2 separate regions of the Homo sapiens genome follow, and region 1 is linked to region 2. A link is a contact called in ENCODE Hi-C or POLR2A ChIA-PET data. All regions are on one chromosome and are shown on one strand. The core of a region is the stretch at or near the end of the contact, and the rest is flanking DNA. Distances in the headings are between cores, read along the strand shown. Region 1 overlaps LNX1 (ligand of numb-protein X 1). Region 2 holds the start of FIP1L1 (factor interacting with PAPOLA and CPSF1).

Region 1 (2,700 bases), core at 142-2,641, 99 kb after region 2:
GACAGAATAGCTTTCAAACACAAAAAACAAAATAATTTTAATAGATCCTAGTTTCAGAAAGATTTTTAAAAATAAAACTTTAAAGTCATACTCTCTACTTTCACTCAGGCTCAGTTCTAAAATGTCTAAAGGGTTTTAAACTGACTCAACGCTCAGATTTTAACTGTTTAAGGACTTTTGAAAATGTACTGATTTAGAAAATAATTTATCAACTAGTGAAGGCTCAAAAAGGAATCTAGTTAATTTTGTATTTGAGGCAGGGTTTTGTTTTTCTTAAAAAACTCATTTGAAATGTAAAAAGAGAGAGAGACTTATCTCCACCCTCAAGAAAAACGTACTAAAACTAAACGTCTCACTTTCATTTTTCCATATTTAGTCCTATGCTAGTATATCTTCAGTGATGCTAATATTTAGCATTATTCACACATTGGAACAGCAAGATAATCATCTGAAGGCCAACAGTTTATGCTCTCATGCAGGTGAGCAAACACCAACTTGTCTGTTCTTTGAATAGTTCTGTACTGGCCATTTTGTAGGGCTGACCCCAAATTCTTCCCTGAAGTAATTAAGTGAGACAAGTAATTACGTCACTGTAAGGCTCTAAAATGTCACTAAAATGACAACCCAGCTACTTCCTGAAGTTTTACACAAGAACTCCTCAGGAGCAGGCCCTAAGGAGAGATGATCTAAGAAATGTCTCCAAACAAAAGGTGCTTAAACATCTTAGCAAAGGCGAAGTGCTCTGGGGCATTGTTTTATGTGCAGCCAAGGCCACTCAAAAGATAAAACTGGCTGGACATGGTGGCTCACACCTGTAATCCCAGCACTTTGCCAGGCCGAGGCAGGCAGATTGATTGAAGTCAGGAGTTTGAGACCAGCCTGGGCAACATGGTGAATCCCCGTCTCTACTAGAAATACAAAAATGAGCTGGGCGTGGTGGTGTGTGCCTGTAATCCCAGCTACTTGGGGAGGCTGAGGTAGGAGAATCATTTGAACCCAGGAGGCCAAGGTTGCAGTGAGCCGAGATTGCACCACTGCACTCTAGCCTGGGTGACAGAGCAAGACTCTATATAAAAATAAAATAAAATAAAGCCACAGAAGGCAGTCAGCCTCCCTGCAAGATCCCAGGGCTGCCACTAGCAGATTAGGCGAAGGTGAACCTTCTCCTAGGCAGTGCAACTCAGCTCCAAGGGGTGTAAACACAGGCTGGGTCTCTGCCCCCTCTGCCTGTCTGTGGAGCTCTCTGCTGCATGAACAACCTACACAGCTGTACATGGCAGTCCTGTGAGCTCCTCAACCTGAACGCCAAACAGTATTTCCACATCCAGGCTTTTGTCTTTGCCCTAGAATGTCCGCATGCATTTTCAGTTACAAATGGGAAGAGAGAATTATTTCACAGTCCCACAACCAAGACTGGGTCTAATTAAGATGCTAGTGCCATGAATCAGCCCTAGAGAGTGAAAGAGTGGTTTAAGAAATGTAATCGTTTTCTCCCACGCCCCTACAGGGATGTTGTGTTTGGACTTACCGTGGTAATTCCAGCCACATGACCCAGGATGGGGACCAGTCACTGGGTGGGGCCATGTTGTGGTTGGAGTCCAGGGCTGCTGGGCTGCTGCAGTCTTCCTGGGGCTCATACTCTTTGACTTCCAAAGCTTTGAGTACTATCGAGGATGATGTTCTTTTCAATAATGCCACTGCCTCACTCCGGCTGACCTCTGTCAGTTCGACCCCATCCACATTCAACAAAATGTCACCTGATGGCCAGAGAAGCAGAAGCTATCTTTAGTGAGAGCACAAACAGGGACTTCTGCTTAAAGTGCAAGGGGATAGGGGCTGACTGGGATTGCAGGGATGCAGAGAGGGCAAAGGTTTTCTTTGTTGACGGGAGGCTGGGTGCTCACATAGCAAATGGTAAACAGTGTGTGCATTCCAAGGTGCTGTTAAGACTTGTTTGGGGTTTTCTAAAGCACAGCTATCGGTGTTTTACACAAGAATACCGCTGAAGGAAGGAAGGAAGGGAGTGAGAGAGGAAAATTAGTCTTGTTCACTATTTAATCAAAGAAAACCTACTTTTTCACTCTTTTGTTTCTTGTTTTTAGCATAAAGTAGGAGGATTTGGCAAAAGCTCCAGCATTTGCACGGAGCCAGGCATGTAGTAGGCCTCCAGTAAATATGGATTGAATGAAAAGAAACTACCCATGAGAGTGTCTGGCAGAGGAGTCTTGGAGCTGCACTCTTAAAGAAGCAGAAAGAAAAACATTTTCATTGCTAAGGTGAAAATAGCTACTATTGGTTAAGCGCCTACTATGTGCAGGATCATTTCCATATAGATCATATAATCCTCTAGCTTATGTTCTGTTAACAAGTCATTTGTTAACAAGCCACTTTGTTTGGCCTCATCATTTTCCACCCAGATGTTTTGCAGAAAAGAGAAATTAAAATATACATCTCCCCTATTTCCATTTTCTATTTTTTTATCTTCATCCTGTTTTTTTCTGTCCCCTTTTGCTTAACTTTCTTATACAGAATAACCACAGCAAGAGCAAAAAGACAGGAGGAGAAAAAAGAGAAAGGCCTTGAGTCCTTTCTGACCCGAAAGAAGCATCTTTCAGACAGCTGACTAAATCTCTTAAGATACCATCCCCCTGTGGCTCCTCAGGCTCAGCAGCTGTACTTGGGAAACTTCACAGTTTATCT
Region 2 (2,700 bases), core at 134-2,633:
ACAAAACAAAACAAAACAAAACAAAACAAAACAAAACAAAAAAACAGGCCGGGCGTGGTGGCTCATGCCTGTAAGCCCAGCACTTTGGGACACCAAGGTGGGCAGATCACCTGAGGTCAGGAGTTCAAAACCAGCCTGGCCAAAATGGTGAAACCCCCTCTCTACTATAAATACAAAAATTGGCTGGGCATGGTGGTGCGTGCCTGTAATCCCAGCTACTTGGGAGGCTGAGGCAGAAGAATCGCTTGAGCCCAGGAGGTGGAGGTTGCAGTGAGCAGAGATCGCACCACTGTACTCCAGCTGGGCAACAGAGTGAGACTCCGCCTCAAATAAATAAACAAACAAACAAAAAACCTAGACAAACCTAGAGCTCCAGTTTGAACCATGGTATGTCATCTTTTCACTGGAAGATGTGCTTTCAGAAGCGGCCTGAACATTTGGTTTACCTATTAAAATAAAAACTGTACATACTTTATGATCTATCTTTGAGAAACAGACAAATCTGCAAGGAGCCGTGTGGATCTTCATTGTCATTTTTTGTTGTAGTTAAAAGTGTAAAGTCAAAAGCAATCTGGGTGTACATCAATGGAGAAATAGCCATATTCACTCTGTGATAGCCATACTATGCAATTTTATGAAGCACTTAAAATAGATATAGTTTGATTCATACTAAAATGAAAAAGAGCTCCAAGACACGGATGCTAAAAAAAAAGAAAAAAAAGGAAGTCGAAGGATGATACTATACTGTACTGTACTATTTAAGACTTGTCAATCTCAGGTTCTCCCACCAAAACAGCACAACACATGAAGTAAGTGTATAGGAAATTTCGGAATGATGAACTCCAAACAGGATATGCATCTGTAGCAAGGGCTACCTCCGGAGAGAAGGGTAGGGGAATGAGGCGGTCTTTGACCTTGACAGTAATTTATGGTTTTTAACAAGGAGAGTGCATTCTTCATCTATTAGTTTTGCTTTTGTTGGCTGTGAAAATTAATTTTTTGAGAAATAGTACTGATTGTGATTTCTTCTCTATTCAGTGAGGAAAGGGAGTGACAGGTAATGATTCTGTATCAAGGCTGATTAAAGAATAAAAGAAGGCCTTTCTGAAGATTAAAAAACAAATAAAAAGTTGAGAAGAAAGAGCACGAAGAGTAGAAGGGAACAATGGTGTACTCGCCAGCAATGGCAATACGGGTTATTAAAAAGAAGGGTGGGGGCGGGGAACCCTGGCCGACTCAGGACGCCACGGGAGGAAGCCACGCAAAATAGCAAACCGGGATCCTAGAGGGGCGGGGCCCACCTCAGCGCGCAGGCGCAACCAGGCCCAGGTGGCCGCCGCGGAAGCGAAGCCACCTATACGCGCCGCGCCGCTTGGGTCTCCTGCGCATGCGCAGACGGACCTGCGCTGGAGGCTTCATCTTTGCCGCCGCTGCCGTCGCCTTCCTGGGATTGGAGTCTCGAGCTTTCTTCGTTCGTTCGTCGGCGGGTTCGCGCCCTTCTCGCGCCTCGGGGCTGCGAGGCTGGGGAAGGGGTTGGAGGGGGCTGTTGATCGCCGCGTTTAAGTTGCGCTCGGGGCGGCCATGTCGGCCGGCGAGGTCGAGCGCCTAGTGTCGGAGCTGAGCGGCGGGACCGGAGGGGATGAGGAGGAAGAGTGGCTCTATGGCGGTACGAAACTTCCTGTCTCTGTCTCTCGGGTTCTCTCAGGCCTCCCCTCTTGGCCCTCAAACGGCCGGCGTCCCTGGCCTCTCGCGCCGCCGCTTCGGGCCTCTGGTTGGGAGTCCTGTCCGGCCTGACTTAGGCCGAGCGCGGCGTGCGCGTGCCCCCAGTCCCCGCGGCGGTCTCCCGCCTGGCCCACGCCCACCATGCGCATCCACCCCTGTGGCGGCCGGGCCGGGCTGGGGGGCTGTGACCGGTCCTGGCCCCCGGCTTCGCTGTGCTTTCCCCGAGGCGTCTCGATCGCCTAGCTGCTGCGCTCTTTACCCTTGTTTTTTTCTGTCGATTCTGAGGTGGTGGTTTTTGGTGTCTGTTTTTGCCCTGTGGCCTTAGGGTGCCCTTCCTGTCCCTTCTTTCAGAAACAGTCATTCTGTAATAATAGCTAAATAAAGTTAATGCTGTACAACTAACGTCTTGTTTCTTGATGGTCAGTTTGTATGGAATGCACCTGCAAGGGTACCTCCTTGTCTGAAAGTCGTGCTTTAAAAATAATTAATTAAGAGAGAGAGAGAGAAAGATGGCCCATAAAGAAAACTCTGAATGTCTCCTGTATTAAGGTGAAGTTATTCTTTTTTAAGAGACTACCGTTTAACCTACATCATGGAGGTATCTCATGACCCTTCGGCTTATAGTTTTCAGTGTCATCTCATGTATTTGTTTTTCTCAAAATAAATTTAATGCATCATGTACTTCTCTCTAGAAGGGTACTTGTTTGACATCTGGTTTTTAACTTTAAGTCACAATCCCTTCTTGCTTGTTAACACCAGATTTGAAAGTTAATGTTTGTTCCTTGCCTAAAACATATATTCTTGATTGTCTTTAGAATAGAATAGTAAAAGTGCACTTTGGGCACCATGCAGGTCCTTGATGATGTGACTTTGATAAACTTGTAAAAAAAAATCGTTTGGTGGCAAGATTTAGCATTAGTTACTACTCTTTGAAATGTGAATGTGTAGGATTTCTTTTACAAAGATCTGGAAATCTTC

Evidence for each region. Hi-C counts contacts between places; a loop is a spot of excess contacts on that map. ChIA-PET counts read pairs that join two places held with the same protein, here RNA polymerase II (POLR2A). Pooled maps may share reads with other maps.
Region 1: a map of mammary epithelial cell shows a loop between it and region 2 (5-fold over the local background). The contact joins the enhancer-like site here to the promoter of FIP1L1 in region 2. A Hi-C loop is called at or near these places in 3 of 168 maps with a recorded cell type or tissue (Caco-2, chondrocyte and mammary epithelial cell) and 1 of 50 pooled maps. POLR2A ChIA-PET finds 5 or more read pairs at or near these places in 3 of 52 experiments (Caco-2, MCF 10A and RWPE1).

The regions. Positions count from the first base shown.
Region 1 is chr4:53,475,225-53,477,924 of GRCh38, forward strand. It overlaps LNX1 (ligand of numb-protein X 1), which reads right to left. Exons shown (of 11, transcript NM_001126328.3): 9 at 1,529-1,757. Among named protein-coding and RNA genes, the nearest start is that of LNX1-AS1, 24 kb to the right of the region's middle. Within about 2 kb of position 1,392, at least 3 of the 41 ENCODE cell types and tissues checked have a DNase peak (open chromatin) inside an H3K27ac peak, as active enhancers do; they include mammary epithelial cell, where a contact is called at or near this core.
Region 2 is chr4:53,376,258-53,378,957 of GRCh38, forward strand. FIP1L1 (factor interacting with PAPOLA and CPSF1) reads left to right here and starts at 1,384. Exons shown (of 18, transcript NM_030917.4): 1 at 1,384-1,666. The coding sequence starts at 1,582. It overlaps LOC105377654 (a long non-coding RNA gene), which reads right to left and starts at 1,483. Exons shown (of 3, transcript XR_007058118.1): 1 at 1,402-1,483. RefSeq lists enhancers at 1,102-1,650, 1,452-1,541, 1,592-1,711, 1,651-2,199 and a silencer at 1,872-1,961.